Linked DNA regions of Mus musculus: region 2 is linked to region 1. The links are chromatin loops, found by intact Hi-C in ENCODE. Cell type or tissue: left cerebral cortex. All regions are shown on one strand. Links, peaks and the distances in the headings refer to the core of each region. The heading gives the core; the rest is flanking DNA. Region 1 has its middle 14 kb from the start of Gng2. Region 2 has its middle 33 kb from the start of Saysd1.

Region 1 (16,192 bases), core at 2,613-10,612:
GCTTGTTTTCCATAGAATGATATATCTATTCTGTGTCTTCTTGTATCTTCTATGTTTCTCGTGTAATTGTGCAGCATACATGCACACTCTCATGTTCCGTCATTCTTTGAAGAGGTATTCCGTTAGGTGAATGTATAGTCAGGTTTGCTGAAGAATGTTTGAGTTATTTCTAATTTTGGCTATAATGAATAAAACCAGGAACGTTTTGGAAGCATCCCTGTGGATGCTGAGCTATCTTTCTTCCTGGCTGAGTACTCAGGAAATGAACCACTGGGCAGTGTAGCTTGGATCCTAATGCTAAGTGTGTCCCCCAAAACTGTTTGCAAGAGAGGGTCTGCATGTAGCTTCTGGGAACCTGCCCCCAGTTAATTCTGATTGGTAAATAAAGATGCCAGCAGCCAATAGCTAGGGAGGAGAGGCAGAGGCAGGACTTGTGAATCCTGGGCTTGGGATCAGAGGGGAGAGAAGGAAGAAGAGAGTTGCCATGCCTGAGGAGTGTGCAGGACTGGGAGGGAGAGCCATATGTAAAGGGATCGGGAGAGCGTGACCCAGAGGGCTGCTCAATTGGGTCAGAAGTAGCCAAGTTAGACATAAAAATGAATATGTAGTAACTTGGAATTATTGGGGTAGATTCTAACAGCATAGAGATTAGGCAGTTGCCCAGCTATAGCGCTAATTAAGGCATATTAAAATATAAAGGCTGTGTGTGTGTCCTTCATTTGGGAACATAAACCATTGAGGCAGGTGGTAACTCTGCTCTGGACTTTATTAAAAACATTAATACTACAGGGCAGTAGGTCATGCGCATTTTTAGTGTTCATAGGAACTGGGGTAGTGCTGAACGTTTTCCAAAATGATGGCACTCATTTGCATTCCCACCAGCAAAATTCCAGTACCTTCAGGTCACCATCAACGCTTGACGCCACCACTCTTCTTAGTTTTATCCACGCTATAGCATTAATAAGTGTAATACAGACAGTACGATAAATAAAGGAAATACTTTCACATACTACAAGATGCTAGAAACAAACTTTTTAAATCAAAAGGCCCCATAAAGCAAAGAGCACTAACCGTCTGGAACTACTGCGTGGCGTCACGCTTCCAATTTGAGTTGCTGCTTATGTAGAAGGGCTTTATGTGCTGAGGTAAAATTGTTCGTACACTCTGCTTCTCACATGGGCGCCGCAGTCCTGATGCTGTTCTCCATTTCAACCCATTCGATACAAATATTCATAATATTACACATCTTTTTTTTGGTAATTTAATATTATATACAACGGCTAAGTTAGGAATCAATACACTGCATACATTAAATAAATTTAACCAGAAATCCAAACACATCAAATTCAGATATCTAACTTCAGAGTGATCCCTGTTGGTGAAGCAGTAAACACTCAGTGTTCAGGAATGTTTCTGAATGCATTGAGGGTGTGCCTCCTTTTTTGTTGTTGTCTGTTCTGTACCAGTATAGCACAAGGACCATGTATTTCAGTCATGACACGTATACTAAAGTTCAGAAAATTAGTCGCCATTACTCCTGCAAGTACCACGCCTTTATATTTTAAACAGTCTACAGCATGTTTCTGAATCTGTTAGCTATCTTTGTTGCTGTTGCACAGACTGATACAATCTAGGATTCTGAAGGAGGCTGCCATCCATCTTCTACTAACCAGGCTTGAGATCTGCTCTGGCCTCTTTCCTCTGGAGGGTGAGATTTGATAGATGACTAAATTTTGGAAAAAAAAAAAAAAAAAAAAAGCCGAGCATGGTGGTGCATGCCTTTAATCCCAGCACTCGGGAGGTAGAGGCAGGTGGATTTCTGAGTTCGAGGCCAGCCTGGTCTACAAAGTGAGTTCCAGTCAGCCAGGGCTATACAGAGAAACCCTGTCTCGAAAAACCAAAACAAAAACAACAAAACAAAACAAACCAAAAAAAAAAAAAACAACAACAAAACTAAGCTGCCAGACTTCAAATATTCTTTTCATCACTTACTCACTCACCCACTTACTCACTCACTCACCCACTCACTGCGTGATCATTAGCAAATCACCAAAGCTGGGTGAATCTAGATTCCCACATCTCCAAGACCAGAGAGGTAGCTCCTACCCAGAAGGTTGAGAATTCAACATTATCTATAAAGCACTTGTGCTGGCACAGCAAACCAACTACAGATGTTTATGAAATAAAATGAGTCCAGAAATCCTGCTTCAAATATAGTCTTTATCATTTCTTTAAAATGTCCTCAAGAAGCCTCGTTAGCGCCGTAGGTAGCGCTTCAGTCTCATAAGATGTCTTCTTTGGGTTTCTTTGTGTCCCTTTTGACTGTTCTACCCTCTGTCCACACAATCTCCCACACCAACACCAAGTGTACCTGATACCCTCAACAGTGCAAGAGAAAGGAAGCAAGGGACTAAGGACAGATGCATCTGAATGAGTCTTCAGTGCACCATGCTGAGTCAGAGCCTCACTCAAGAGGCTAGAGACTGCTTAATTGACTCCGCTGGAAAAGGCAAAAACAATAGGGATGACAACAGGAAGGGATGACTTAAAAAGGGGATGAGAGAATTAGGGAACAGATGCCATCACTCCATATTTTTGTAACAACAGTGGGTATGCAATTGTATACACTGGTTAAATCTCACACAACTTTTTTAAAAAAGATTGATTTATTTTATGTATATGAGTACATTGTAGCTCATGTGGTTGCTGGGAATTGACTTTTAGGACCTCTGCTCGCTCCAGTCACCCCACTCACTCTGGTCAACTCTGCTCGCTCCAGCCAAAGATTTATTTATTACTATAAATAAGTACAATGTAGCTGACTTCAGATGCACCAGAAGAGGGACAGATCTCATTACTGATGGTTGTGAGCCACCATGTGCTTGCTGGGATTTGAACTCAGGACCTTCAGAAGAGCAGTCAGTGCTCTTACCCACCGAGCCATCTCACCAGCCCCCTCACATAACTTTTAAAGAGTGAATTTTGTTTTGCGGAAATCATCCTCAAAACAAATGGTAAAAGACCAAGATGTAGTACAGAGATATTTGTTTAAAATATAATAATGCCATGACATCTGGTTTTTTTAATTAAAAAAAAAAGTTTTTGATTCTTTGTGTCACATCATATACCCAAAGCCCACTCATCTCCCCATTTCCTAGTATCTGCCCTTTGTTTGTCCTTGCAATCTCCTGCCACCCCAATAAACACAACACACACAAGCATGTAAACATCTCATGGTGGAAGCTGTAGTGTGTCACAGTGTGTCCCACAGTACAGCCCTTGGTCCACACGTCTTCACTTTCAAACGTTCATTGCAATGCGTCATTGGTTTAGTCCAAGGTCTCTGGCTTTTGTGACACAATCAATATTGGATTTCTGGGATTCCTCCCATCCTGCAGTTTTGAATTGGCAGGACTGACTGGCCCTTTCACGAGGCTCAATAGTTCACAGATTATATAGATTTTAGGGTGAGCCAACTCAAAGCCTAGATAACAGCTGAGCTGGTCAGCTCACCATCTCTCCTTTATCTGAACCATCAGGTGTGGAGAGCTTTGGGTTCCTGCTTGGCAGGAATCTGACATTGGCCGAAGACGAGGAAATGGGCTTCAGGCAGGAATCTGACATTGGCCATGACAAGGAAGTAAGCTCAGGCAGGAATGTAATTTTAGGCTAGAACAGGGAAGTAGGTTTCAGGCACGATGAATATGACTTTGGGCTAGGACAGGGAAGTAGGCTCAGTTATCATTCTGACTAAGCACTCAGTAACAGTGATCATGGAACTCTGTTTATTGCCTTGCTTGTTCCATGACTATTTGTGTTTATTGCCTTGCTTGTTTCTTAACCTAGGACTCACCTTATTACTTGTATGTAATTAAAACGGTATAAAAGCAGTTTGGGAAAAAATAAACCCGCCTCAGCCGCAGAACTGGCTGGGGTCATGTTGTCTAATTGTCTTTCTTCTTTTTAATCCTCACTCCTGTGCTGGAGAAGCTGTTGACTGACTGAGCGGGCTTGGTCAATCAGGACGAGCTCTCTAGCACTACTCCAGTTGGTCCTCTTAATTGGCAGAAGGAAGTGTCAGCTCTTCTGCTCTCATACCCTGGGGTCTGGTTCACCTGCAGTCACCACTGCCAGCTCCACTGAGCTGCCTAATCAAGGTGCAGCGCCCGCTCTCCCAAGTGCTACAGCCTGTGAGGGGCTGGGCCTACTCTCCTTTTCTCACACCCCCAGGGCTGGCTGAGCCCAGGAGAGGTGCAGGGTCCTTTCTCCTTAGTGCTACAGCTGGTGAGAGGCAGGGCCAGCAATTCCTACGGACTACTGCCGGTGGCAAGTGGGAGGGGCAAGGGAGAGCATCACCCTTGAGCCCTCTCTACCTCATGGCAGATGAACCAGCTCTCCCTGGCTCTGACCCTTGGAGCTGGCTCCCTGCATCCCCTCCACCAGAGTGGCATCCCTTACTTCTTTACTTATTTATATTTCTTTATTTATATTTATATTTATTTTGTTTTTCAAGAGAGGGTTTCTCTGTGTAATAGCCCTGGCTGTCCTGGAACTCACTTTGTAGATCAGGTTGGCCACAAACTCACAAAGACCTGACACCTCTGCCTACTGAGTGCTGGGATTAAAGGTTTGCGCCACCACCCCTGGCTACGCTGGCATTCTTATTGCTCATTCCATAATGCAAACGTAGAGTCAGCATGTGTACAGATCCATGTCTAACTTCACACTTGGGTTGCTTTCTTCCGTTCTAGGAGCAGTGCTCTAGCAGACCTGGAACGTTAGTCAGGGGCTGGGTACTCTGGCAGACTCGCTCTTTGCTTAAGTAGTTGCTGTGCAACCATTAGAAACATTAGAATATTGTTTTGGCAAAGGTGAGTTCCTCTTGTCTTTTGAAATCAGAATTCTACCCAGGCAGCTTCAGCAAGAGCTGTGTGTTTCCACAAGAGATGGCAACCTGAAAGCCTTTGCTTCAGTTTAGGCACACACTACAGTTTGTTTTCTGCTTTACTCAAAAACAATTTTCATCCTTGACTTCTAATTCTTCTATTGCTGTGAAGAGGCAACTTATGAAAAAAAGCATTTAAATTGGGAGCTTGCTTACAGTTTCAGAGGGTGAGTCCACAGCCATCATGGTGGGGACCGTGGTGGCAGGCAGGCAGGCATGGCACTGGAGCTGTAGGTAAGAGCTTCCCTATGATCAATAAGCAGGAAGCATGGTGGCGAGAGGGGAGGAAGAGAGGGGTGGAGCTAACGGGAAATAGCATTGGCTTTTGAAACCTCAAAGACCACCTGCAGTGACACCCTTCCCCCAACCTGCCCACCTCCTAATTCGTACCAAACAGTAAATTTTATATAAAAAAGTAAGTTCCAACAACGGGGGACCAAATATATTATGAATGGCTAAGGGGCTCATTCTCATTCAAACTACTATGATCCTTTTTGTGAAGAAACCTTGTTTCTATCTGTGCTCCATGTATCTTTCTGGTGTCTCCCAGGACCTCTATGGATGCTTCTCTACAGAATCCAAATTCAACAGAAACTCAGAAGCAGGATCTTCAGCCTTTTTGGCTGGCATCCTCTTAGTTGGGTACAGGCTGAACTCTGATCTTTGGGTGCAGCCTAAGTTTTTCAGCTCCGAGATTTCTGAGGGTGCTCTCTTCCCTGTAGATGCCCCTCCCACTGGGCCCCACCCTCCTGAAACCCTCTACACTTTAAGTTTAGCTTCTTCATTTTGCTACCTGTGCCGTCCCTCATCTCACGATCTTAGACATTTAGAGGTGACAGTGGGTAAAGAGAAATGAAAGCTACCTTGATTGGTCTGTCCTACAAACAACCAGAACAGTGCCCCAAGCTTTCCAAGGACTGTAAATGACATCTCTCACATCACATGCCACAAGACAGCTTTGCTTCATTCTTCAATACTCTTTAGTTATGTTATATAGAAAAAATATCTCCTTCTCTTCTACCCAACAGCATTCTAAGCCTTAAAGCCAGCTATACTAGCTAACCACACGTATTAAGTCCCATGACATCATCTCTTATCTCGAACCACAGAAACCAGGGTTCAGTATGAACATCTGCATCTGTCCCAAGAGAAAATGTTACAGATATACACACCGAGGATTGGGAAAATACTTTCTTTGCTATTGGAACATGCATGGGTAGCTCTATATGAAGATCTACACAAGGTCAGCACTAGAGGAAAAGCCTCCTCCACATGAATAATTAATGCAAAGTTGCCCAGAAACTACTGGAGAGATACCCAGGAGTCTGTCTTGTAAGATTTCTCTCTCTAGGTCATTCTGATATTTGGCCAAGGTGGGAAACCCAGTGGTCAGTAGAAATTCGACCAGGAGGGCAAGCCTGGTACTGTTCCACCTCTGTTCATGTGGTCCTCTGAGGGAGGCAGTATTGGACTGAGCATTTTTCAGGCAAGAATGAGGAGGCTGAGGGGCAGGCCACCCTTCTGTAGGTGATGGAGTAGACTATTTTACAGAGTCCGCAATGACAGTTCAGCACAACTATTAAAAGCTAACAACGAAACAGTAAGGCATGGGAAAGAAATGAAGTAGGGAGGGAAGAGAAGCTGACGAGAAACGCCCTCTATAGGAATCAGTAAGTTCTAATGAAAACCAGACATGCGCGTGTAGAGGTAGGCATGGAGCCTATGGAAAAGTGGACTTCAGGGCTGTGCAATGACAGCTGAGGGTCTATTCTGTTTTAGGTGGAGTCTTGCTACATTAGCCCAGGCTAGCCCCAGACTCTCAGTTCTCGTGCCTCAGCTTCCAATTGCCCAAGTGAGATCTTAATGACAGCCTGGAGAAAATGAAAATGCTATCAAGAAAGAATAAATTGTTTACAAAATTAGTATAACCTTTAATATGAGTTAACTGTTCACACAGAGTTATGTTGGCAACCCCACCAATTAAAACATGATGGGCTTCTGAACACTCCTTTTAAGGATGTGCATAGCCCACTGTGCATTATTTTCCTATTGTCTTAAAAGCCTCCTTCTTGTCTAACCTAGATGACAACTGTGATGTCATGCTTATTTCTAAACCATAATGAAAGGAAGATTTTGGAAAAATCCTTTCAGAGCCTGAACACAGAGAGCTTATTCAGATCTAGATGGCTGGGCTGATAATATCTAGTCTAGACATAGAGATCCATGAAAGAAAGGTACAATTAGAATCTTTTAATTCAAAGTGGGTGTCTTGAAATACGTTTTCTGAAAACCCAATTTTAATGTGTTATTTTTGTAAAAGGAGAGGGCACAGACTTTCTCAGGAGACTAGAACATCTCATTGTGTCCAAGCTGTGCCCACCAATGATTGAATCTGTGATTGGCAGGCAGAATTTCATCTGTAGCAGCTGCAGGGCTCTGCATAGCAGAGGCACAAATGCTGAGGGGCTGGACATGGACAAGCTGGGCGTGGCTTCTCTGCGGTACTGCCAGAATCTGCACAGACACAACGTTATTGAACACCAAGGTGATTTGGCTTATGCTGCTAAAGGGATGCCCTGTGCTTGACCTGTTTTCACAAAGGATAACCACTTAGGAGAATTAAAGGAAGAAAAGGAGGTCTCCTCCTCTGGAAAACTCAGTAATCTTGTTGTCACAAAGGTCACAGGCTGTGACACGGCTGCTAAAGACCCACTGGAATCATTATGGAAAGGAAGAGATCAACAATCCAATTAAGTTATAATAAGCTGAACTATTTCAGGTACTTTTAATCAACATATTCCTTTCTCTAAGTCTTAAGGAAGGTCTTCAGGGCTGAGAGAGGGGAAGAATAATGTTAATGCAAATGAACAATTGCTGAATGGATTGAATGAACCCGGGGCCTCTTTATTGCTTTATTTCCTAGGACCTCATCTCACGCCCCCCAAACAGCTGACCATCAAATTCTTCCGAAATGTTCAAGTATCAGGAGTGCGGTTTTATAAAACGGTGGTATAATATATGGGAGAGAGCACCCCAGCAGGCCCAGCCAAGGTGTTCCCCTGAGGAATCACCACCATGTGGCAGACCTAATGCAAAAGGAAGTTTATTGGCGGAAGGGAAGGGAACCTGGAAAAGGGGTAGAGGCAGAGAAAAGAGGGGTACAGAGAAGGACAGAATGAGTGAGAAGAGAGGAAGAGGCCAGCCAGGGACAGGTGGAGGAGAGAGAGAGAGAGAGAGAGAGAGAGAGAGAGAGAGAGAGAGAGAGAGAGAGAGAGAAACTGAGCAGTTCTTATATGCCTGGTTGGCCCATACCTGGCAGTTGGCTATACAAGCTATTGCTAGGTAGTAGCTGTTGGGCGCAGCCTAAAGGAATTGCTAACAGCCAGTGCCTAGATTACTGTCTTCCATGGCTCTTCTGTTTACATTGATTGACAGAACCAACCCACCTCTTCCATCCTCATTGTGGTCCAACTGACATGATGCCAAATCTTTCCTACCACACAGTCAGCCGTGTTCTGGCCTACCTCATGCCTCTGATCCACCAGTTTCACCAGCCCACTCAGCCCCCTTTCTCTTCCATCACCCCAGTTCTCTCTGTTGCTCAGATTCTCTTGGTAACCCAGACAAAGTAAATTGATCTCCTGTGTGTCCTCCCTTCCCTTCCTCCCTCTGTGCCTCTCCACAATGCTTATATGGCTATCCCCAGCTATTCAATTGGTTTGATTGAAGACATTCAACCCATTGAGGTAAACACAGGGACTAATTTTAACTTGCTAATGGCTGCTACCAACTGTGTAACTGTGCTTCTCATCTGTTCTTTTGTCTCTCTGGGCAGCAGGCTCCTACAACATTTTGTTCTAAGCCATAACTCTTCAGTCACTTGCACTTGTTAAAACACTTTGGTCTTGTAAACTATTGCATATTTGGCTCAAGTTTCCCTCCTCCTCCAGGGAAGGCTATATGAAGCAACTCAGTGGCAGATCCATCTCCCTTCTTTCTCATGGTGTGTAAAGTAGGAGAGGAAGAGAAAGAGATCCCTGGACCCCCGGTTTCTTCACTGCCTTTAGTGGTGGTAAGGCTGCTGAAGTTCTGCCCCTCTTCAAAGCTGGGCTCAGGAAGATTATCCTATAATGAGGAAACAACGTGAGAAGGCCTGAAACCTCCACTGAAGACAGCACTGACCAAGTCTCCTGTTCAAACTCGGGAGATGGCTCCAGGAATGTGAGCAAGCAGACTGACTGAGGTTTAGATCTGTCCACAACACCCACTTAAAGCAAGCAAGCAAACAAACACACATCCAGCACTGGCAAGCAGAGGCAGGAAGATCCTAGAGCCAGGGTTCTTCACCTGTGGATTTCGACCCCTTTGAGGGTTGAATGACCTTTTAACAGGAGTTGCCTAAGACCATTGGAAATATCAGATATTTACATTACAATTCATAACAGTAGCAAAATTACAGTTTTGAAGTAGCAATGAAAATAATTTTATGGTTGGAAGGTCACCACAAATGAGGAGCTGTATGAAAGGGTTGCAGCATTAGGAAAGTTAAGAACCACTATCCTAGAGGCTCGAGGGTTAGCCAGCCAACGGGTGAGTTCTGTCTCAAAAAAACAAGTTGGAGGGTCATAGAGAAAGACGCCTAACATCAGCCTCCACGTGCAAACACATATCAGCATGCACACATGCACACATACTCACACATGTACTACAAACCCTTCCCAAAGTTCCCTAACCACTACTAACTCCTTCCAAGGCGAATAATCAATTATACCTTACAGCTGACCCTAAAATAGAGGCATCACTCCATGCCCAATGCTATGCACCCCCCTTCCCTTCTTCCCATAATGTTTTCATAAAGCAAACTGGAGCTCTAGTGGATTTTATTGCTAGAGAATCTCACCTATCAGAACTATAGAAAATGTAAGAGAATCTTGAAAATGAAAATATGTGCTCATGTACTTAGGTTTAAAATATCATGCAAGGAATCTCATTTACTGTGAGTTCTTTCTTTATCACTTTCTTGTCCCTTTTGGCTTTTTTCAGGAATTTGTCTATGGAATCAATTAGGGAATCTTAAAAATTATACAGCTTTAACCAAAAATAAAAATCGATGTATTTTATATTGGATTTTTAGAGACAATCTGGCCTCATGTTTCTCAAAATATGTTCTAAAAGCATAAGCGATGTTCCGAGAAGACTGTTCAGTGGTCGACTATATCTGAGAGACACTGTGTTCTCTAGATTTCTCTCTCGGCACATCATCATAGCTATTGGAATATCAACAAACCTTGACAGATCCTGCACTAAGTAAATCCGATGGACACTGCACAATTTGGAATTTCACAGAATCATTAAAGCTCTTAGTTTCCTTTCCCAACTTCGTATCTTAATTACTTTAGTATTGCTGTAATGAGGCACCATGACCAAGGCAACTTACAGAAGTCTATTAGGGGCTTACGTTTTCAAAGGTTTAGCATCTATGACCATGGTTGGGAGCTCAGCAGCAGGAAGGCAGGCACTGTGCTGGGATATGTAAGCTAAGACACAACCAGAAAGCAGAGAGGGAGACACTGGACTTTTAAATTTTCAGTGATATACTTCCTTCAACAAGGCCATACCTGCCAATCCTTCCTTGTGGGTCTCCCAGTGGGCTGATTCGGTCCACGAGGGCAGTGGAAGCAGAGGCGGCCAGCAAGGGTTCCGAAGCCCTGTGAGTGCATACGGTGAATGACCACACAGGACCACTTGTCAGTAGGCAGATCAGCTTTACTTAGGGTGACACAAGGCTTATCAGGTTTTGGGGGACTGAGGGCAGGGACATTCAAGATGGGCAAAGGCTGAGGACTTAGAGTACCTAACATACCTCATTAACAGGGTGGAGCATTTCAGGAATCTCGGGTGTTGGCTGAACAGGTTTTTAACTGGAGAAAGGAATTTGATCCTATAAAGTAACTGAGACTGTGTGACATTCTTCAAGTAGAGGTGAGATTCTGGGCTTAGAATTCCTCAGACAAGGTCATAGAAGGAAAAACTCTGTTAATGAAGGGAGTCTCCGATTTTGCCCTGAACCCCAGAAGGCTATCCGGTCAATGGTAGACTTCAACCTTAATTAGCAGTTTTTCCATGTTTCCCAAACAGTTCTACCACCTAGAGACCAAGCATCCAAACATATGAGTGTATGGGGATAATTTTATTCAAACCACCACACTATGCGACACCCAGTGATCCAGTCTGGGACAGGGTAACATTAGCATGGATACTAGAAAGGATGCAGGAAGTGCTCCGACAGAGAACTCTCTCCAGCCACATGTTCTATCTGGGCATCATGGCTCAGGTACCAGCATCTAAAATAGGAAAGGTTGGCGCCCCTTGCTCCATCATCTCCGATTAGAAGACTCTGTGGTCCCAGCAGGTCCTCTGTGTCCACTTTAGCAAACCCAGGAAGTTCTACCAAGTTAAGTTTTAGAAACGTATGAAGCACTGTCAAGAGGCAGGAAGATATTTTACAGAAAAGAAAAAAAAAAGATGTAAAATCATGTACTTCTGAAATATGATGATGAAAAGTCCAGATGAATTATCAATAATTTTAGGGTTTTACATACTTAAAATATTACAAAATATATTTTACATTTTCTCTCAAACTAGTGTACTATGGATTTACTAAGCACAAGATAAATATTCAGGCTATGATAAGTAATCTAGATTGACCAATTTTTGGTATGCAGTTTTAAGCAAGGAGTTACATATCAACAAAAGGGAGACAAGTAGTTACTAATTTGTCTTTAATTTTACAAAATGATTGGATAGAAATAAAAATTCCACATGACCAAACGTAAAATGAAAACGTTTGGAATCTCAGCTCTGTTTTTTTTTTTTTTTTTTTTTTTTAAAGTTATATAAGCAAAAGCATTGTGAAGAGGATCCACAAGACCTATCCTTTTGTTTGGTGTGGAATCCAGCCGACTAAATCTTTCAGATTTCTTCTGGGTGGGTCTGATTGCTGGTGGGCTCCAGCCACCTGAGAAAAGCATCTGTCTTCCTGTCGCCATGCCAACTGCTCGGGATTTCCCCCTTTCTTTCCCATTCTTCCCAGCCATGTGGGAAGCTACACATTTCCCCACCTCGGGAGGAGCGCTACTTCTAACTACATTTGGCTCTTTCCCTCGCCTTTTGTGTGAGGCAAGACAACTGGCAATGAAATTGTCTTTTGGAATATGATTTTTCGTTCTGTTCTGTTTCCTAGCTTTTCTTACTGACGTCTTTGTGTGGTAGAGCAGGCTGGAATCCCACTGCATTTACATGGCAACCAGGAAATCAGTCATCCGACGTTGCCATGGTAACCAGAGGGGGATGGGGGAAAAGACCATTTATCACAGTGGGCTGTGTCCCTTGTTAGAAGCTTTCAGAATTTTTTAGACAAAGGTCATTCTGAAAACAGCAACCAAAAGAAAGAAAAAGGAAGGAAGGAAGGGAAGAAGGAAAAGGAAAGAAAAGCAGAGAAAGGAGAAGAAAGAAAAAGAAAAGAAGCTCGCAAACTCTGGTATGGAGACAGGCCTGTGCTGGCGCCAGCATCATGCAGCCGGAAGGTGCCGAGCCTGTGGCAGATGCCACAGAGAGCAGAGGACTTCCCCTTCTCCTCTGCTGCACAGGACACAGGGCTCTGACAGGTCAAGTCAGCTAAAGGAAGTTTTCTAACCCCAGGCTGCCTGAAGCTCGCAGCCTGCCGGGAAAGGCAGGTATCCCTGTTGCAGGAGGAGACTTTGCCTCGGTGTGGTACCGCTCTAAGTTTATGGCTGCAGTGCAAACAGAGCTCTGGGTGCTGGCCAGAGAAAAGCAGAAGGGTCTTGTTTCCTGTCACACGTGTTAGTAGTTGAAAGTAATCAGCTTTCAGATTCAAAGTGGATTTGGCTAAGTATTGTGATGTGTTTTTTATAGGCCTGGTCATTAGAGTCTTCAAGCGAGGAAGCGAGGAGGAAATGTGACAGAATCTATTTACTGGCAGATAGATGTTTGGTGACAAAGAGGAGTCTGAACCCCCATCAGGCACAGATTTCCCTTCTGGGTTTACTGGTGTGACTTTTAGAGGAAGACTGTCACACAATAAAGTGGAAGAAACACTCTTTGCTTTTAAAAGTCTTTTATTGGCAACACGGGAACAAGCCAAGAGATAGGAGTAGAGCGTTGGTGTGGCTGTAAAAGCCCTTTTCTTGTAAAATAAAGTCTTCCTTTAAAAAAAACAAAGCGGGTTGTTCTTTTCCTGTACCAGCTGAGATGAGGAAATTGTTGGCTTTCTCCTCCTCTCTGCACACTCTTCCGCTTCCACTTCCCCCTCTGTTCTCATCTCTGCACACCGCTCTGGCCTCCATCACTCACTTTCAACCTTTCATCCCCCTCCTCTCCTTCTCTCTTGTCCAGCAAATTCTCACAACCTTTATTTGAACACATACCCTGACTCTCTCCTCCATGCCTGTATTATCTGTCATCCTGAGCCATGCTTTCTAAACTAAAGTAAAAGTAGCCCAGGTTGTGGCCCAAGCCTTTGATCCCAGCCCTCGGGAGGCAGAGGCTGGGGGATTTCTGATTTTGAGGGTAGCCTGTTGTACAAAGCATTCCAAGACTGCCAGGGCTGTTACACAGAGAAAGCCCATCTCAAACACATACAACAACAAGCCAAAAAACCCGTGGGGGAGGGGCGGGAAACTTCTGATTGTAGTTGCAGTTTCCCTTTTTAAAACCTTCACTCTTATCGGGTAGCTCAGACCCTGCCATGGCCATCAGCCTGTTCCCCACGCCACCCCATGCCACCCCACTGCTGTGCACCGTGTTCACTAAATCACCATCCACCACAAAACCCGTTCAAATGTGGCTCCCGACCACCTCCCCATCCCTACTCCCCAGCTCTCTCCTGCATTCCTTCCCCATGTTCTCCCTTTGGTATTCCTTGAAAACATCTGCTGACCCCAGGGTTAGCACTTGTTGAACACTGTGCCCTAGAAACAGAAAGAAGGCTTTCTCTCACTTCCTCCCGGTAATCTATGCAGACAGCCTCCCCTACCATTCGTTTAAACTAGTCTGGAATCAAAAGGCAGGCAGTTTTGCAAGAGGGAAGGGACTGGTCACAATGGTGTGTGGAGGGTTAAGGGAACCACAGCAAGATCCAGTGTCACATGCAGACTTGAAGGAGCTGGTGTGGCAGGAGCACAGACAGCTGCAGTCCTGGAAACAGCAGGCACGTCCAGAGGACTTGTGGCTTTTGTGGAAGGAAATCAGAACCAAAGCAGTGTGGTAAGGAACATGCTGACCTCACTTGCAGCCCATTGGCCAAACGCTGATGAAAAGCAGAGGCAGAAAGAGCCACATACAGTGTTACCGCATAGCGACTTCTCCCCAACACACAGATGCTAGAAACAATAAACATTAACCATTTCTTGCAGTGTCTGTGAGTCATGAATTTGGGAGCTAGTCTTTGTAGCTTCAGGCCCCTTCTCCTGTTATAGTATAGTCAGGATGTCAGTTGTTTGAAAGCTTGCCCTGATTGGAGAGTCACTCCCAAGGTGGCTCACAAGGCTTCAGGTGGCTGCTGGCTCTTGACAGGAGATCCGGGAGCCTTTCTCTCGCCACAGAGCCTTGAGTGCCCTCACAACCTGCCACTGGGACTCACCAAATGGCTGACTCGAGAGGCCAAGCTGGGGGCTCTAGAGCATTTTGTGGCTTACCCTTAAAAGTCACACAGCTAAGTCAGTGCAAGGAGGAGACAGCTGAGTATGAGCAGGAGACGATAAAGAGTCAGGACTAAAGACCCATCTTGAAGATCCTGTAGGCAGAACACAGAGCAAAGAAAACTAGGAATGAATCAGAAGGTGTGGGGGGAAGAGAGAGATCAAAGAAAAAAAATCAGCATGGACAGCACCCTTTGAAATTCCTCTTACTTAAAATAGACCATGTGTCCCTGCCCCTCTGAACCCTTTTCTTCTCCTTCGCAGGGTTTAATGTATCACAGTGTACATATATTTATCCGATAACTATTTTCTTTGTTGATTCCCTTTGATTGTATACACGTCGTGAAACAGGCGCCGTATTCTGTTTCCTAGGAAGATCCTAATAAGTATTTGCACGTTTGAACGTGTAATTATACGCAATTTTAGAGAAAAAGTAAGTGTTTCTAAACGACTAATTCCAGCAACATTTCCATCCCTTTTAAACTGAATTTATTTTCTCCCTCCCCACAAAAAGAGTAAAAAATACCGTTCAGTGAACGCGCTTCTCTCCAGCGCCTTGTCAGTGGCTTCATTACCTGCTGCCTATTTTACCTCCTCTGTTTCTTTGACTCTCCTTTGAAAATAGCATTGATTTGTATTGCATGGGAGGAGGCCCTGAATTTTAAAAGCAACTGTCCACCTTTCTCCCTCTTATAATGAGAACACACTAAAGTGTGTTTTTGTTGTATGGCCTTTTTGACTTATCTTTTTGGAGATCTTATTTTAAAGTGGGACCTGAGGAGGCAAAGTTTTCTTGTCCTTCTTGAAATAAGCCAGCAGCGCCTCTGGGAATGTCGTGTCCTCTGCGGTAGAGATAAGATGTGGAGGGTTACAGTCACTGATGCCAGGAGGAAAGCAGCTCACAGCGTCAGATGCACCAATGCATGCATGCAAGGGTGGTTTTTCCTCCTCAGTCTTCAAAGGCACACTGTACACGAACCATTTTCCAGGCAAGAGTGGGAGAACCCAGTCGCTCAGGTTATAAAGCAGTTTCCTTTGGATGAGGGAGAAAGTCTAGTTATCAGAAGGCATGACTTCATGCCATGGCTACGGAGTAACTGCTGTACACCAGAGGAACCAGAAGTCGCCGCCAGCAAGCCTTCATCCTCCATACCACATTCAGGAGCTTTGGCACTTTTCACTATTATTAACAATAGTAGAAACAGTGGTGTGTGAGTGTGGGATATGGGCCTGTGCTTGTGTGAGTACCAGAAGACAGCTTTGGGGAGCGGGTTCTCTTCTTCTACCTCTGTGTGAGTCCCAGATATTGATCAGGCTTGCATGACAAGTACTTGGCCCACTGAGCCATCTTGTCAGCCTGTCGCCATGACTCTTTTTTTTTTTAATTTTTAATTTTTTTTGTTGTTATTTGTTTTTTGGTTTTTCGAAACAGGGATTCTCTGTGTAGCCCTGGCTGTCCTGGAACTCACTCTGTAGACCAGGCTGGCCTAGAACTCAGAAATCTGCCTGCCTCTGCTTCTCAAGTGCT
Region 2 (16,192 bases), core at 4,771-12,770, 57 kb before region 1:
CTTCCTAGGGGAGTACACGACAATTGGCTATCCATAAATTGGTCAGCCCTGAAGACAAAAAATAAAAAAGTAACATTACAACATTACACAGAATAAGCAAGTTGTATTTAGGGAATATATAAGCATGTGTCTATCTATCTATCTATCTATCTATCTATCTATCTATCCATCCATATATATCATTTGATAAACAGAGGTCATGGATTTGAAAGAAGGCTAGGAGTAGTATATGGGAGGGTTTGGAGAGAGTAAATGGAAGGAACAATGTTGTAATTATAATCTCAAAAATAGAAAATAACAAAGAAAAAAGAGGAAAAAGAAAACACATGGCTGAGTGGAACAATTTCTAAAATATTTGTTTCTGAACCAAAGTTATAATCATAGTGTTCCTGGCATGGAAGTCATTGGATATGCTGTTCATGTATTGCTGAATGTGGCAAAGTATGAGTAAATCATCTCTGCTGTTTATGATGCTAAAATTGTATAGACACACTGCTGGAGCTTTGCAGATGTACAGAGAAAAACATGCAAATGAATTTCAGAGAGGAGAGTAGAATTTTTATAGAAATTTGTTGTTTATCGGTTGAGTTCTTTAAGACAACACATCAGACTTCTGATATACAAATTATATTCAGCTGGTGACCATACTTGCAATCTCTACACACAGTTCTGAGATGTAAAATGAATATGGAAAGATTATTTGATAAGCAAAAGCAGGAGAGTTTTCCCTTATCCCAGAAAGGGCTGTGAGAGCCACACTAGTTCCAAGGTAAGCAGCTAAATGCACTCCTCAATTCTGTGCACAATCAGCTCATTAAATAACTATTTAATAATTCTTACAAAGAACAGAATGTTGGGGACATTTTGAACAAGAGGAGAATACTGGGTAAATCCAAAGGAATTTAAATAAATGATACTGTATCACTGCTGTAGCTTTGGGTATTCCCTAGTTATTCAACAAATTCCCTAGGATGAGCTGCTAAGAAAGAATGCTAGGGCCCTCTGAGACCAGTCTGCACAGATCAGCTCATGGACTGTGGAGGATGAACGAGCAGACTGCAGAATCGACACAGCTTCTGGGACAGGCAGAAGCTACACAGCTTCTGGGACAGACCCCGTTTCAGGCTCCAGACATCCGGGCACCTTCCCTACAAGAGGAGAGGTGACCACCTGGGATGGCTCTGACCACTGGAGCAGGTGAGCGAGCCATCTTGTGTCCTGGGTCCCTCAGAGACCAGTCTGTGCAGGTGAGCGTGCAGACTGCAGAGGCAACACATCTTCTGAGACAGGCCCTGTTTCAGGCCTTCACCTTCAGCCAGGAGGCAGGTCTGAACGCCAGATCTCTGTGCACTTTCCCTGCAAGAGGAGAGCTTGCCTGAAGAGAACTTCAAATCTCCGAAGAAAGAAATTAAAGAAGATCTCAGAAGATGGAAATATCTGCCATGCTCATGGATTGGCAGGATTAATATAGTCAAAATGGCTATCCTGCCAAAAGCAATCTACAGATTCAATGCAATTCCCATCAAAATTCCAACTCAATTCTTCCCTGAGTTAGAAAGGGCAATTTGCAAATTCATCTGGAATAATAAAAAAACCTAGGATAGCAAAAACTATTCTCAACAATAAAAGAACCTCTGGTGGAATTACCATGACTGACCTCAAGCTGTACTATAGAGCAATTGTGATAAAAACTGCATGGTACTGGTACATCGACAGACAGGTAGATCAATGGAATAGAATTGAAGACCCAGAAATGAACCCACACACCTATGGTCATTTGATCTTTGACAAGGGAGCTAAAACCATCCAGTGAAAAAAAGATGCATTTTCAACAAATGGTGCTGGCACAACTGGCGGTTAACATGTAGAAGAATGCGAATTGATCCATTCCTATCTCCTTGTACTAAGGTCAAATCTAAGTGGATCAAAGAACTCCACATAAAACCAGAGACACTGAAATTTATAGAGGAGAAAGTGGGGAAAAGCCTCGAAGATATGGGCACTGGGGAAAAATTCCTAAACAGAACAGCAATGGCTTGTGCTGTAAGATCAAGAAATGACAATTCAATTTCATGGGACCTCATGAAATTGCAAAGCTCCTGTAAGGCAAAAGACACTGTAAATAAGAGAAAAAGACCACCAACAGATTGGGAAAGGATTTTTACCAATCCTAAATCAGATAGGGGACTAATATCCAATATATACAAAGAAAGAGCTCAAGAAGCTGGACTCCAGAAATTCAAATAACCCCATTAAAAATTTGGGTATAAAGCTAAAGAAAGAATTCTCAAGTGAGGAATACCGAAGGGCTGAGAAGCACCTGAAAAAAATGTTCAACATCCTTAACCATCAGGGAAATGCAAATCAAAACAACCTTGAGATTCCACCTCACTCCAGTCAGAATGGCTAAGATCAAAAATTCAGGTGACAGAAGATGCTGGTGAGGATGTGGAGAAAGAGGAACACTCCTCCATTGCTGGTGGGATTGCAAGCTGGTACAACCACTCTGGAAATCAGTCTGGCGGTTCCTCAGAAAATTGGACATAGTGCTACCAGCTGATCCAGCAGTACCTCTCCTGGGCATATATCCAGAAGATGTTCCAACTGGTAATAAGGACACATTCTCCACTATGTTCATAGCAGCCTTAATTATAATAGCTAGAAGCTGGAAAGAACCTAGATGTCCTTCAACAGAGGAATGGATACAGAAAATGTGGTACATTTACACAATGGAGTACTACTCAGCTGTTAAAAACAATGAATTTGGTTGTGGTGGGGTGGTGCACGCCTTTAATCCCAGCACTTGGGAGGCAGAGGCAGGTGGATTTCTGAGTTCGAGGCCAGCCCGGTCTACAGAGTGAGTTTCAGGACAGCCAGGGCTACACAGAGAAACCCTGTCTCGAAAAAAAACAAAAACAAAAACAAAACAAAACAAAAAACCCAAAAAACAAAACAGCAACAACAAAAACCAAAAAAAAAAAACCCAAACAAACAAACAAACAAACAAAAAAAAAAACCAAAAACCAAAAAACAAAAAAACTAATGAATTTATGAAATTCTTGGGCAAATGGATATATCTGGAGGATATCATCCTGAGTGAGGTAACCCAATCACAAAAGAAGTCACTTGATATGCACTCACTGATAAGTGGATATTAGCCCAGAAACTTAGGATACCCAAGATACAATTTGTAAAATACAAGAAAATCAAGAAGAAGGAAGACCAAAGTGTGGATTCTTCATTCCTCCTTAGAATAGGAAACAAAACACCCATGGAACCCATGGAAGGAGTTACAGAAGCAAAGTTTGGAGCTAAGACGAAAGGATGGACCACCCAGAGACCTCCCCACCCAGGGATCCATTCCATAATCAGCCACCAAACCCAGACACTATTGCATATGCCAGCAAGATTTTGCTGAAAGAACCCTGATATAGCTGTCTCTTGTGAGGCTATGCCAGTGCCTGGCAAATACAGAAGTGGATGCTCACAGTCATCTATTGGATAGAACACAGGGCCCCCAATGGAGGAGCTAGAGAAAGTACCCAAGGAGCTGAACGGGTCTGCAACCGTATAGGTGGAACAACAATATGAACTAACCAGTTACCCCCAGAGCTTGTGTCTCTAGCTGCATATGTAGCAGAAGATGGCGTAGTCAGCCATCACTGGGAAGAGAGGCCCCTTGGTCTTGCAAACTTTATATGCCCCAGCACAGGGGAACACCAGGGCCGAGAAGTGGGAGTAGGTGGGTAGGGGAGCAGGGCAGGGGAAGGGTGTTGGAACTTTTGGGATAGCATTTGAAATGTAAATAAAGAAAATATCTAATTAAAAAAAAAGAAAGAATGCTAGGAACCTTGTTATAATTATATCACTTTTGTTTTTTAAATTAAGAAAAAAAATCATACATTCTATCCACTGTCAAAAGTTCCTCTTCACTAAAATATCAACCTCTATTCTTGTGGCAATTTCCTTGATTTTATAAATTCCTCCTACAGGTGTTATTTGTAAGACTTTGCATTAGGTTGGGGGACTGCGTAACAAATTACCAGAACCTTGGTGGCTTTAAGAAATCATCACTGGCACATCATAATATTCACATTGAGTCCTGAAGAATGAAAAAGTATGAAAGAAAAGGCAGAGAAAATATGGCAGGATGGGGAGGCATACTGAGTCTGGGGTTTTTATTTGGGAAGGCCTGGGAAACCTTTGGCATAAAAGCAAAATGCCAAATAAGCCATTAAAAAGCCAGCTGTGTGGGTAGGCAGGAAAGCCAAGGTAGCCATAGGAATCAGGGTTTCATTGGCTTCAGAATCTCCATGGCACTAAGGCCAGATGAAGGTGACTCTGGTTAGAGTCAAGTTTCCTTCTGTCTACATGTGCCTTGTTTGGTTCTCTTATCCAATATGGGCAGATTCTCCAATTATCAAACAAGAAAGAACAAGAAGATAGGAATGCACATAGGAGGGGCCTCTCTGAGGGGATACACTGGCCCCTTCCCCTCATTTTTCTCATTCACCAGTGATGTGTGTGATTGTAAACTCCACTTCAGAAGTGCTTGAGTGGGTGTGGAGACATTTGCAAAGAAGGAAGGAAGGAAGGAAGGAAGGAAGGAAGGAAGGAAGGAAGGAAGGAAGGAAGGAAATCACTGTTGTTATGGAGCAAGCTCATACTCTGTGGGCAGCTTCAGATGCCCCTTCAGAGCGAGAGTTGATGGAAGATGCCAGGCAGAGTCTGTAACTTTTTGTTACCAGCATTAAATGGAGAAGCACTTTTATGAGGTTTGGGAATGCAAGTTGCATTTTCCCAATGAGCTTGACCAGAGGGAGAAATGAAGATGATGGCTTTGTCAAAGGGGATTATATATTGGCAAACCTAAGGCAACTGAAGAGGAGCGTGGGCACTGCATTCTGACAGATGGCAGTTAAGGTTGAATGTACTGTAGGCCTCAGTGGGTGGGGACTTTGTTGAGAGACTTCATCAAAACACATGGCATTGTGGAATTGGAAGTGGAGGCTACTGGGTGAAATTCAAGGTTTGAGATTTCAGTGCAAAGCAGTTTCTCATGAAGACAAAGTCTAGTTTGTGACTGTGTTGAGAAAGAAAGCACATAAAGATGGTGGGTTATGATATTGGCCCAGCTGTTGCCTCTGGACACACATGGATGCTAATGTTACTAAGAATGGTGGCAAGATCCGAGAAAAGAACTGACTTCAAAAAGGCTATCACATTAGGAGCCTAAGCTGCAAAGAGGAGAGAATCAGTCTGCGGAGCTGGCAAATAGCTAGTGATAAACCACAAACACCCACCCTTTTGCAGAAGGTTGTAAGGAAAATGGAATATTCAGAGTGGCCACATTTTATTTGATAAAAAGATGAAGGGTGCTCTGTTTAAGAGTAAAATTTTATTAATGGTGCTTAAGAAAATAAACAGACTAAAACTAGAAAAGAAGGATTTATTAATGTCACCCAGACTTAAGCCAGGGTGGCTTTTGAGAGATACTGAGGAATAAATCACAAACTCACCACAACGTACTCAACTGGTTATGGATTCTCTAGGATTTCTTTCTAGCAGAGTGAACCGTTTTCAGTGTGGGACTGTAAAATGACGTTATAGCCAATCTTTTTTGTTTTTTGTCTTTTCGAGAAAGGGTTTCTCTATATTGTCCTGGAACTCACTTTGTAGACCAGGTTGGCCTCGAACTCAGAAATCTGCCTGCCTCTGCCTCCTGAGTGCTGGGATTAAAGGCGTGCGCCACCACGCCCGGCTCATTATAGCCAATCTTAAACACTTGGAATATTTTATACATACAATAAAAACTTTTAAAATATAAAAGTAAGATATTATGCTTGCTTTAACATAAGTTAAGACATGTTTTAAAAGCAATTATTAGAAATTGAATATCAGTTTACCTGCTTAGTAAAAGACTATGAGATGAGCCCAGGATGCTGTGTGTCTTAAGTTTCTCTTGCTGCAACAAAATACCCCGACAAAAGCAATTATAGGAGAGAAATTTGGTTTACAGCAGCACATGGATGTTCTAGTCCAGCAGCATGCTTGGATGAACACTAGTATAACAGTGATTGCTGATAAACTATTACAAAACCTCAAACAGATATGCGACTTCACCTGGAAAAAAATGATGTACTAGGACACCAGTAGGCAAAAATAAACTGTAAGGGCAATGCACATGGATGTCGTAGTACAGAAGCACACTGTGATGGTTTGTATATGCTTGGCTCAGAGAGTGGCACTATTAGGAAGTGTAGTCTGGTTGGAGTTGGTGTGTCACTGTGGGTGTGGGCTTTAATACCCTTGTACTAGCTGCCTGGAAGTCAGTATTCTGTTAGCATCCTTCAGATGAAGATGTAGAGCTTTCAGCTCCTCCCACACCATGCCTGCCTAGATGCCTCCATGTTCCTGCCTTGATGATAATGGACTGAACCTCTGAACCTGTAAGCCAGTCCCAATTAAATGTCCTTATAAGAGTTGCCTTGGTCGTGGTGTCTATTCACAGCAGTAAAACCTTAACTAAGACATACACACAAGTATATATTAGTATAGCCCATGGATGTATCGGTACACAAAGTAATTAGATAAAGTAGCAGTCATGGATTTACTAGTATAGTAGTGATCACAGATTTATTGGTATAACAGCACACTTGGATGTACTAATACAGCCCTACCCATGGATATACTATTACAGAAGTGCAAACCAATGAACTACTACAGTAGATCAGTAAGTTCTAATAGATGAACATGTGTGGATATACTACCACAGCAGTGCACATGGGTGTAGTAGTAGAGCACTGCACAAGGATCTATTACTAAAGCACTGCATGTTGATGTAATAGTGGAAAAGTCAAAAAAATATCTGGATTTGTTAGAGAGACTTACAGGCTGTGGTCCAGCTAGCTCATCAATGGCCATCTACCAATGGAAAGTACAAGATCTGGTAGTTGTTTAGACCGTGAGGCTGATGTCACAGATGGTCTTCAGTATCTGTTGGGAACCTGAAGAAGTAGGGCTCTATTGCCAGTGAAGAAATGAACTCGGTAGTGAGAGCTAGGCCAAGCAGGCAAAGAGCAAGAGAGTCCTTCCTTGTCTCTCATTTATGCTGCCACCAGGAGGTGTGTCCTGGATTTAGGGGGAGTCTTCAAATTCAAGTAATTAAAAATTCCTCACAGGTGTACCCAATCACTTGAGTTTTAGTTAATTCCAGATGTAGTCAAGTTCAAAACAAAACTAGCCACTACACCACTAGACCTCAAACCAAACCCAAATTCAGTCCTAACCACAAAATCAGACTCAATCCTAACCTGTACCCTCACCCAACCTGAACCCCAATGCTTACTCCAAACTCAGTTCTAACCCAAATTCCCACCAAACCCCATCTGGAAACCAAAACCAACACCCTAACCCAATGCCAATCCTATCTACAACCCCACCTTCTACCCCATCTGTAACCATAGCCCAGCCACAACACCAAACCTGGGCACAATGACCCAACCTCTACTCTATTCCAGACCCCAGCCCAGCCACAACACCAACCCTAGGTGTTATGACCCAACCTCCACCCCAACCCTAACTACAACAACTCAAGCCCCAACCTAACACCATTCCCAACTCAATTTCACATCCACAAACCCCAACCAAGACCTGAAACCATCCCCAACTCCAGCTAAGATCTCAGACTTAGATCCAATCTTGACCCTCAAAGTCTAACCCTAACTGGAACCCCAACAACAACTCCAAACCCAACCCTAATCACAAAACCAACATTATGTCCAACCTAAACCCTACTCCAGCATCTAATCCAATAGCAGCTCTAATATGAACTCCAATCTAGACACCAAACCTAGCCTGAAACCCGAACCACAACCTAACCACACTCACCACAACCCTAAACTGAACCCAAATTCTGGGTTATTAGTCCTCACTGGCCTGGAGCCATGGGAAGGAGGTGATATAAGCTCTCTAAATATTACCCTACTTCTCACCTCTGTTTTCAGTTAGGAATCTTATGCAATGAGATCACCTGACAGGACAACATAAATGCAGAGTCTGCCTCCATATTTGCCTCTCCTGTGCTATTATCTAAGTCACACAATGGCTGGTGAGCTGGCTTTTCCATCTTGTGCCATTAAGATGTTTCTTAGCATCCTACACTGAAGAACAATTCATTAAAAATATCTCTGCCTGCCTTCCAATTATGGTCACAGCTCTCTGACTAGGAAGCCAATTATATCACTCTGATAGTATTACAGCTTGAGCTCTACCACATTAATGAAGTCCTGTTCCTAAATATGGAACCAGTATGGGGGAGCCATTCCTGGCCCAAGGCCTCTCCATCCTGCGGACACCAGGACCTGAAATGAAAACAGTTCATGCAGTCTTCATTCAGACGGAAGGGTCTCACGTGCTTGCTGGAAATGAACTGAAACCACACGCAAGGCTAAGATTATATAACATGAAAGATTTCCACTATTTAGTGTTGAAGGGCTATCTTCTAAACAGCAAGCTTATCGCTGACCCTAGAAAATCACCTTTCCCAAATTTGACGGTACTGACCACAGACTGCTGTAGGCAAAACACTGCGGTCAGCACACAAAGCAGGTTAGGTCCAGCTTTTATGCTCGTGGGGTCGGTCAGAGTTGCAAAACATCTAAAAAAGCAAGCCATGTGGTATGGGTTATGTCAGGATTTTTCACAAAACAGTCATTGAAAGAGAGTGCCCCTAGGGTCCATGGCGTCTAAGATCATGTAGTGTACAGAGAAATAAGCAGAAGACCCTGCCAGTCTCTGCCTATGAAGGAGACAAGGAAAACAGCAAGCTTTCACATTAGTTAGATATGTTTGAGATTCCTTAGGAAATATTAGGTTACATAGGAATAAGGAAACAGAAGACAGACGTCTTCCTGTGAGCTGAGACAACAGAACGACGAATGCTGAGCTGCTGATTGCAGCCTTTGCAAACTGCTTGTCCCCTTCTCTGTTTCTGGAAAGGGTCACATCTGCTCCTCTCTCACCAGCATCTACTCAGACCCCAAGTTCTGTTTGCTAAAGATAAAACTGTCATTGTTTATTATTATTGTTGTTGTTTGTTTGTTTGTTTCTCTCATATAACACATCTCGACTACTATCTCCCTCCCTCTACCCTTCCCAGTTTCCCCCAAAACCTCTTCTCTATCCCAGATCGGTGGAATCCAGGATCTTCCGTTTCCCTTCAAAAAAAGAGCAGGGCCCTCAGGGATATCAACATGGCATAACAAGCTGCAATAGGATTAGATGCAAACCCTCACATCAAGGCTGGACAAGGCAGCCCAGAAGGAAGAAAGGGGTCTGAAAAGCAGGCAAAGGAGGCAGAGACAGCCAACACTCCCAACAAAACCTCTGAGTTATACAACCATAACATATACCCAGAGGACTTAGTGCACACCTATGTAGAATCTATGGTTGCTACTACAGTCTCTGTGAGCCCTTATGAGCCCTGCTTAGTTGATCATGTGGGCCATGTTCTCCTGGTGTCCTCAATCCCTCCTTGTCTGCTAGGGTTCCCTGAGCTCTGCCTAATGTTTAGGGATAAAACTGCAGATATCAGCTTCTGTAAAACTTGCTTAGTCTTGAGAAATGTATCCTTTGGGATGGGGATAAAAAAAATCACCCTAATATGGCCACAAAATTATGCCAATGCCTAACCCTATATAAACCATGAAATATTTCTGATCAGCACTGGGTTTCTTTAGGCAATAGCAACTCACTGATTAAAGAATTTTTCCTTTAATTCCTTTAATTCTCATTCAAGAAGGTTGAAGCCTGGCCTCAGTGCCTGTGCCCAGCACCTCAACACATTTGAATAGAGAGCAATTAGAAGGCAGGACAAAGGAAACTCTCCTGGGTCCTCTTGAACAATGACAACAGGGACAAAAGAAGCTGGCTACATTGTATCCTGTCCCTATTTGTTTCTCTTTGTGTCCCACATGCTCCTGGTGGAGAGTGGGGGCTGACAACCCGTGCTGATTCCTCTTGTCCTATAGCAGGCGGCTTGGACCATGCTTGGCTGCAGACCTGGGAGCTCACCTATTTTCCTCTGTTCATGAAGACCATAATATTGTCACATCTGCATGCATACAAGGTGCTGATGGCTTAAATACCTTATCTTCATTCAAACATTTTAGCTACTCTAGGAAATGGTTGTAACTCGTGGCCATTTTACAGATGAAGAAATACAGTGCATGCAGGAGCCAAGCAGCTATCAGGTTTGCACAGCTGGTATACAGTGGAAGCAGCTCCTGTTGCCATAGAAACCTTCCTCAAGGCAGAGAGCCCCTATGAACATAGCCTTCCAGGCTGAGCAGGCCAGAAGCCTGTTTTAGAAGAAGGGCTTTAGTGACAATATGCGTTCACATTTACAATCCACACTTGCCTTAAGCCCCATTGTCTTTCTTAACATTGCTACACTGTCTTAGGTTTTAAATTTAGACTTACACTTGTCTCTGTGCAGATCATCTCCTCTCCTCATTGTAAGCTACTGGAGACAGGGATTACCAGAAATTGGATACTGGGGCTGGGGAGCTGGCCTAGAAGGAAAGGTGTTTGTAGCTGATGATGCAAACTGGACCAGCTGAGCTAAAGCCCTGGAACACACATGAAGGCTCTGGCTCCACAGTTCTCCCCATGCTCATCGTGGCATGTGCACCCACATACATATCATACAGTCACCCATATATCATATCATGTACACACAGTAATACTTAAAAAAAAAGAGTCTGCTATTGTTTAGATGACTCTTAGCATTGCTTGTGTTGTATAGCAGATTCCTCTAATGTCAAAACCTTGGAGAGAAGCTCTTCAGGATGCAAGATGTTAAAATGGAGGTAAAATAACAAGGTGCTCTAAGGGAAGGTGAAATACCTCACCCTGTAGCTTGAGGACTAAACAACACAATAGCCTCAGGAAGTCCCTACAAACGACCAGACTTGCTGGGCTCCTCTTTTCGCAAGCATATATAAGCATGGGACTGCTAAGAGACTCTTAGATGGGCTGAGTCACTTGAAAGAGCCTCACAGACCAACTTAATTACCTAGAAAAACACTCCAACCCATAGAGCTGACTTCAGGCTTGGCAGTGTGCTCCAGGTTTCCAGCTTACATGACCCATGCTGGGATGGGCTTTTGTTGATGCTGCTGTCTTTGAGTCATTTCTGCTTCTAAAAATAACCCATCACTCATATTCTTGTAAGTATCCCCCCCCACAAAAAAAACTCATTGGTTCACCAAATTGGACTTTGATAATCTCCTTACAGCCTGTCATCACTTCTGTATCTGAGGTGAGCGGATGTCTCCCTAGGAATAGTGTCACACAATAGCTAGTAAATATGTTCTCCATTCCTATGTCCCCTTTGCTCCAGGATTCTATACGCATGCTCAGTACTTCAAGCTGATTGCTTGAATGAAAGAGTGATGATACACAGAGTAACTTCATTTCAGAATTTTAGGCACAAACTCTGCATATCATTTTCATCCCTCAGACTCCACTTGGCATGTTTTATGTTGCAAAATAAATATATAAATTAAAAAAAATAATGGCAGGAGGGCTCATTATGAAACTTCCAGATGAATTATGGAAGCTTAATAGCTATTCTGCCCCAACTTAATTATCTGACTTAATGCATTAATGAGTGAATTAAATCCAGTCCCTGCCCATTTTTAAGAAAGAGCAATGATGAAGAAACGCAACAGGAAAAGAAACCTCGGCAGCCACAGACTGTGACAGTCAGACCAAGACTGAGTTGCTCTGTAAGCTTTCTCTACACTCACAGTTGCTTCATGGACTGGACTTGGCCACTCAGGGCAGGAGCTGCTGGCTCTGCTGTCCAGGCTGCTGCTGTAGGTCCTTGCCACTTTGGGCTGACTGTTCTATGTGTCAAGACCGGAAGTGCCAGAATCCAGAAGCTTGCAGACAGAGTTGGCGCTCCCATTCTGGTTTGCATGGAAATACCATCGTATGAAAAAGGTACCGTCAGTCCCAGGAGGCCCAGGCTTGAGCAGGTGAACCTGAAGTGGAACTGCTAAATCAGGAAGGCTGACCCCCAGGTGATTATAAGTGTTGCATTAGGCAGTAGATGTGGAGTTTGGGCTTGCTGGAAATAGAGGAACAATCTCAAAGCCAAAAAGCACTTACACATCTTTCCCTGAAACATTCCTACTGTGATGGGTCAAGTCCAGGTGTCTTAGTAGAGAGGGCTCCTTATGTACCATCTCCTGATGCCCTGCTTTGGAGTCTAAACCCTAGATTTCACTTGATTCCTTTGTGTTGCACACCAACTAAGAACCTGACTCACCAAATGCAATGGATGATATTCATGAAGCACTTAACAAGAGCTTGTCATTGTCCCAGGACTTTTCATTAGCCCATTCAACTCTTAAAACCTTCGGTTGCCAAATAGGGTGCGGTGGCTTGTTCACACTTCCAGAGTGTGTCAGTGGCAGACCTGAGTCAGACTTAGATGAGTGTCCGTGTGAGGAGAAAGTAGAATGGAGAACTGACTGAGGGAGGAAAGCCACCCCAGTATGAGATAGAAGAGAGGTGTCAGGAGGGCTGTGTGAGAGAGAACAAATGGGAGCGAAGGATAATCACACACACACACACACACACACACACACAGAGAGAGAGAGAGAGAGAGAGAGAGAGAGAGAGAGAGAGAGATGCCAGGATAAAACCTTCAAAGCTAACATTAAACATTAATAAAATTAAAAGAAAACCTCAGAAAACTAGCCCTGCAACCTTCTCCTCAAACGCTGTAATGCTCTTGTACTGAGGAAAGCGCTGTGGGGAGGGCTGGGAAGAGAAAGGAGAGGGGACCTATGCTGAAGAAATGAGATGGTTCCAGCTTCTCTGGTATGACTCCCTTAAAAGACTGAGTGTCTGTGACTTGCTTTGGCCAACAGAGCCTGGCACAAGTTCACTGTGTGTGCTATGGACTTCTACTTTCTTCAGCTTTGACCACTTTTGAGTCTAGTATTTGTAAGGAAGTCCATGCTGTTCTGAAGGAGACAGAGGCCATGTGGAGAAGACCCAGAGGATGAGACACTGCAAGGAGGGTGGCCCACATGGAAGGGCGCTGATGCTTCCAGATGACAGAACAAGGACCCTGGGAGAAGCTTGATGGACTCCAGCCCAGCTACAGTCAAAGGCAGCCATGTGAGTAACATCAATGGAGAACGGAGAACCCACCCAGACATGCGGATAACTCTGGGGAATAGGAAATCATTCTCTTAAGGCTGCAATTTTGGAAGTGGTTTGTTACACCGTGGCTGATAGCTGACACAGATGACTGTTGAATTCCTCAGCCTTTGTAAGGAAAGACCAGGCAATGAGGCTGGGACCAGCTGAGGAAGAGCTTCGATAGCACACTAAGAAATCTGGATTGGACCTGGTAAGTTCTGAACATTTGTAAGGAGGGAGTGGATGAGATGACAGGTTTTTAGGAATGCGCCTGCAATGACAGCAGAGAGTGGAAATACGAGCATACAGATATGAGGAAGAAAGGCATGGGGAGGCTGACTGCTGAGCTAAACAGATGCTGCTGGAAGTCACAGAACAAGGAGCCAGCGAATGCAGAATCAGGCATTCAGTCTTGGAGACACAGATGTTTTCTGCCAATCCATTGCCTCTACCATTTCTTTAGAGATCGTTTCATAGTCTCTCCAGCTATGAATGTTCTTCCTTCAAAGATCTAAAGAAGGAAACGTGTCCAGTTAAGAGCCTGAGGTTCAAAATGAGAAACTAGCATTTCAGTCTATTCTCTTTTACCTTCTAGTTGTGTAGCTCTGGGCAAGTTTCTGAAACACACACACACACACACACAGAGGTGTATGTGTGTGTAATATATAATAATATATAATATATATTATAATGCTTGCTTCATATGGACATTGTAAGTATAAAAAGTGATGGTATCTGGTGAATCATTTGTATAAATGACTACACACCCAAATGTAAGTACTCAGATGACTGCTTCTCTTCATGTGATTGAGCTTCAAGCTGGTGGGTGTGAGTCTTCACATCTCCATGCAAGCATTCATGAGGGAGTTGTCTTCAGTGTATGCCTTCCAAGCATAAATAAATCATCACTATTCAAAAACCAGGTGGAAAGGACATGAAAACTATGGTCAAGAAATGCTAAACACCCACCCCCCCCCCCATGCTTCATTGCAGAGAACTTAGGCACTGGAACACAGGCAGCCAAAGGGCTGGGAAGTCCTACAATTCTACTCAATGAAGAGAGAGGGGAGAGAAGAACTGGATGTTTTTTAGCTTCAGAAGCTGCTAAACCAACCTAGAAGGATGGACCATCAAATTGCATTTCATGCCAGCTGAGTCAGCTCCCCAAGGATGCAGCCTGGACACTGTGACTCCATAAATCTCTTCCAGTGACTAACACTCAGCAGTTTGAGAAACAAGAGTTTGAGACATTGTAACTTGGGTTTTCTGTCACTTGAAGCTGAAACCATTTCTTTTCTTTTTTTTTTTTTTTTAATTTTTAGAGACAGGGTTTCTCTGTGTAGCCCTGGCTGTCCCGGAACTCACTCTGTAGACCAGGTTGGCCTCAAACTCAGAAATCTGCCTGCCTCTGCCTCCCAAGTGCTGGAATTAAAGGCGTACACCACTACTGCCTGGCTCCATTTCTAATTTATGTTATAATTTATAGTTTTGGGATCATGTACCCCAACCTTCTGTAAACATGAAAATTTCCTGGAAGACTTATTTATTTGTTTTACATCGTACTCACTGCATCCCTCCCAGTCACCCTCCTCACATCCCTTCCCTCTATTCCCTCTCCCCTTCTCCTCTGAGCCAGTGGGAGACCCCTTAGATGTCTCCCCACCCTGGCCCATCAAGTCTCTTTGGGGCTAGGCACATCCTCTTCTACTGAGGCCAGACAAGGCAGCCCAGCTAGAAGAACTTATCCCATAGACAGGCAACAGCTTTTGGGGTAGCCCTCACGTCAGTTGTTTGGGATCTACATGAAGACCAAGCTGCACATCTGTTACGTATGTACAGGGAGGCCTAGGTCCAGCCTGTGTATGCTCTTTGGTTGGTGGCTCAGTCTCTGAGAGCTCCAAGGGTCCAGATTAGTTAGCACTGTTGGTCTTCCTGTGGAGTTCCTAACCCCTTTGTGGCCCTCAATCCTTCCCCCTTATTCTTCCATAAGAGTCCCCAAGTTCCATCCACTGTTTGGCTGTGGGTGTCTGCATCTGAGTCAGCTGCTGGGTGGAACCTCTCAGAGGACAGTCATGCTAGACTCCTGTCTGCAAGCATAGCAGAGTAGTGTTAATAATGTCAGGAATGGGTGCTTGCCTGTGGGATGGATCTCAAGTTGGGCCGGTTATTGGTGCTATTCCTTCAGTCTCTGCTCCATCCCCTGTCCCTAAATTTCTTATAGACAGGATAACTTTTGGATCAAAAGTTTGTGAATGGGTTGGTGTCCCTGTTGCTCCTGGAGGAATTTTTAAATACTTAAATTCCAAGGCTGTGAGGTGGATCAATCATATCAGGTTTTCTTGGAATGAGGCTCAGGAAAGCCCACGCTTTGGGAAATTTCAGTGTACAGGTAAACCTGACAGACAGTGAGTGCTCTTGGAGAAAGATCCCGTGTTTGAGACTTATCTCTTGCATGCCTCTCTGCCTTGTGAGTTAAGGCTACACTTCTCATGCTTTGATGAAGATAGGAATCACCAGAGGTTCTTGTTTAATAGAGATTCTAATTTAGTAGGAGCCAGCCCAACAACTCCAAGTTATATACCCATATCCACATAAGTCATATACCTAATTCAGCTCTGTATCTGTAAGTTACACACCTATATAAAGACACACCCACTTCTACTTCTATGCTTCTAAGTTAGCATGTAGTGCTTAGTTCTGTGAATAACAATTATTTATAACCAGCAAAGACCAGCGTGCATTTATTTTTCTTTCAATGGAGCTATTAATCCATAAAAATATGATGAAATATGATGAAAGCCCACCCTTCAGACTTTCTGGAGGGCTGATTCAAATTACTCCCAGGAGACAGCCCAGATGAGGAATATTCAAGAGATATCCTGTCTTTGACTTGACCCTTTGTCTCGGGAAGTTAGCTTTGATTGTAATGTAGGGATGTTTTCTTAAGGACATGGGGCAAGTATAAAACACA

What was found. Hi-C counts contacts between places; a loop is a spot of excess contacts. Peaks named below come from ENCODE experiments on the same cell type or tissue, not always from the same donor. Only the 100,000 strongest peaks of a DNase experiment are listed, where the experiment ranks them.
Region 2: a loop joins it to region 1, with 3 times the contacts of the local background. A loop is called at or near these places in 6 of 42 quality-filtered maps.

The regions. Positions count from the first base shown.
Region 1 is chr14:19,983,296-19,999,487 of GRCm38, reverse strand. No RefSeq gene overlaps it. Among named protein-coding and RNA genes, the nearest start is that of Gng2, 14 kb to the right of the region's middle. RefSeq lists an enhancer at 11,423-15,026. In left cerebral cortex, for the core only: no CTCF peak of the experiment used is centred there; no DNase peak of the experiment used is centred there.
Region 2 is chr14:20,042,424-20,058,615 of GRCm38, reverse strand. No RefSeq gene overlaps it. Among named protein-coding and RNA genes, the nearest start is that of Saysd1, 33 kb to the left of the region's middle. In left cerebral cortex, for the core only: no CTCF peak of the experiment used is centred there; DNase peaks (open chromatin) are centred at 8,264 and 10,313.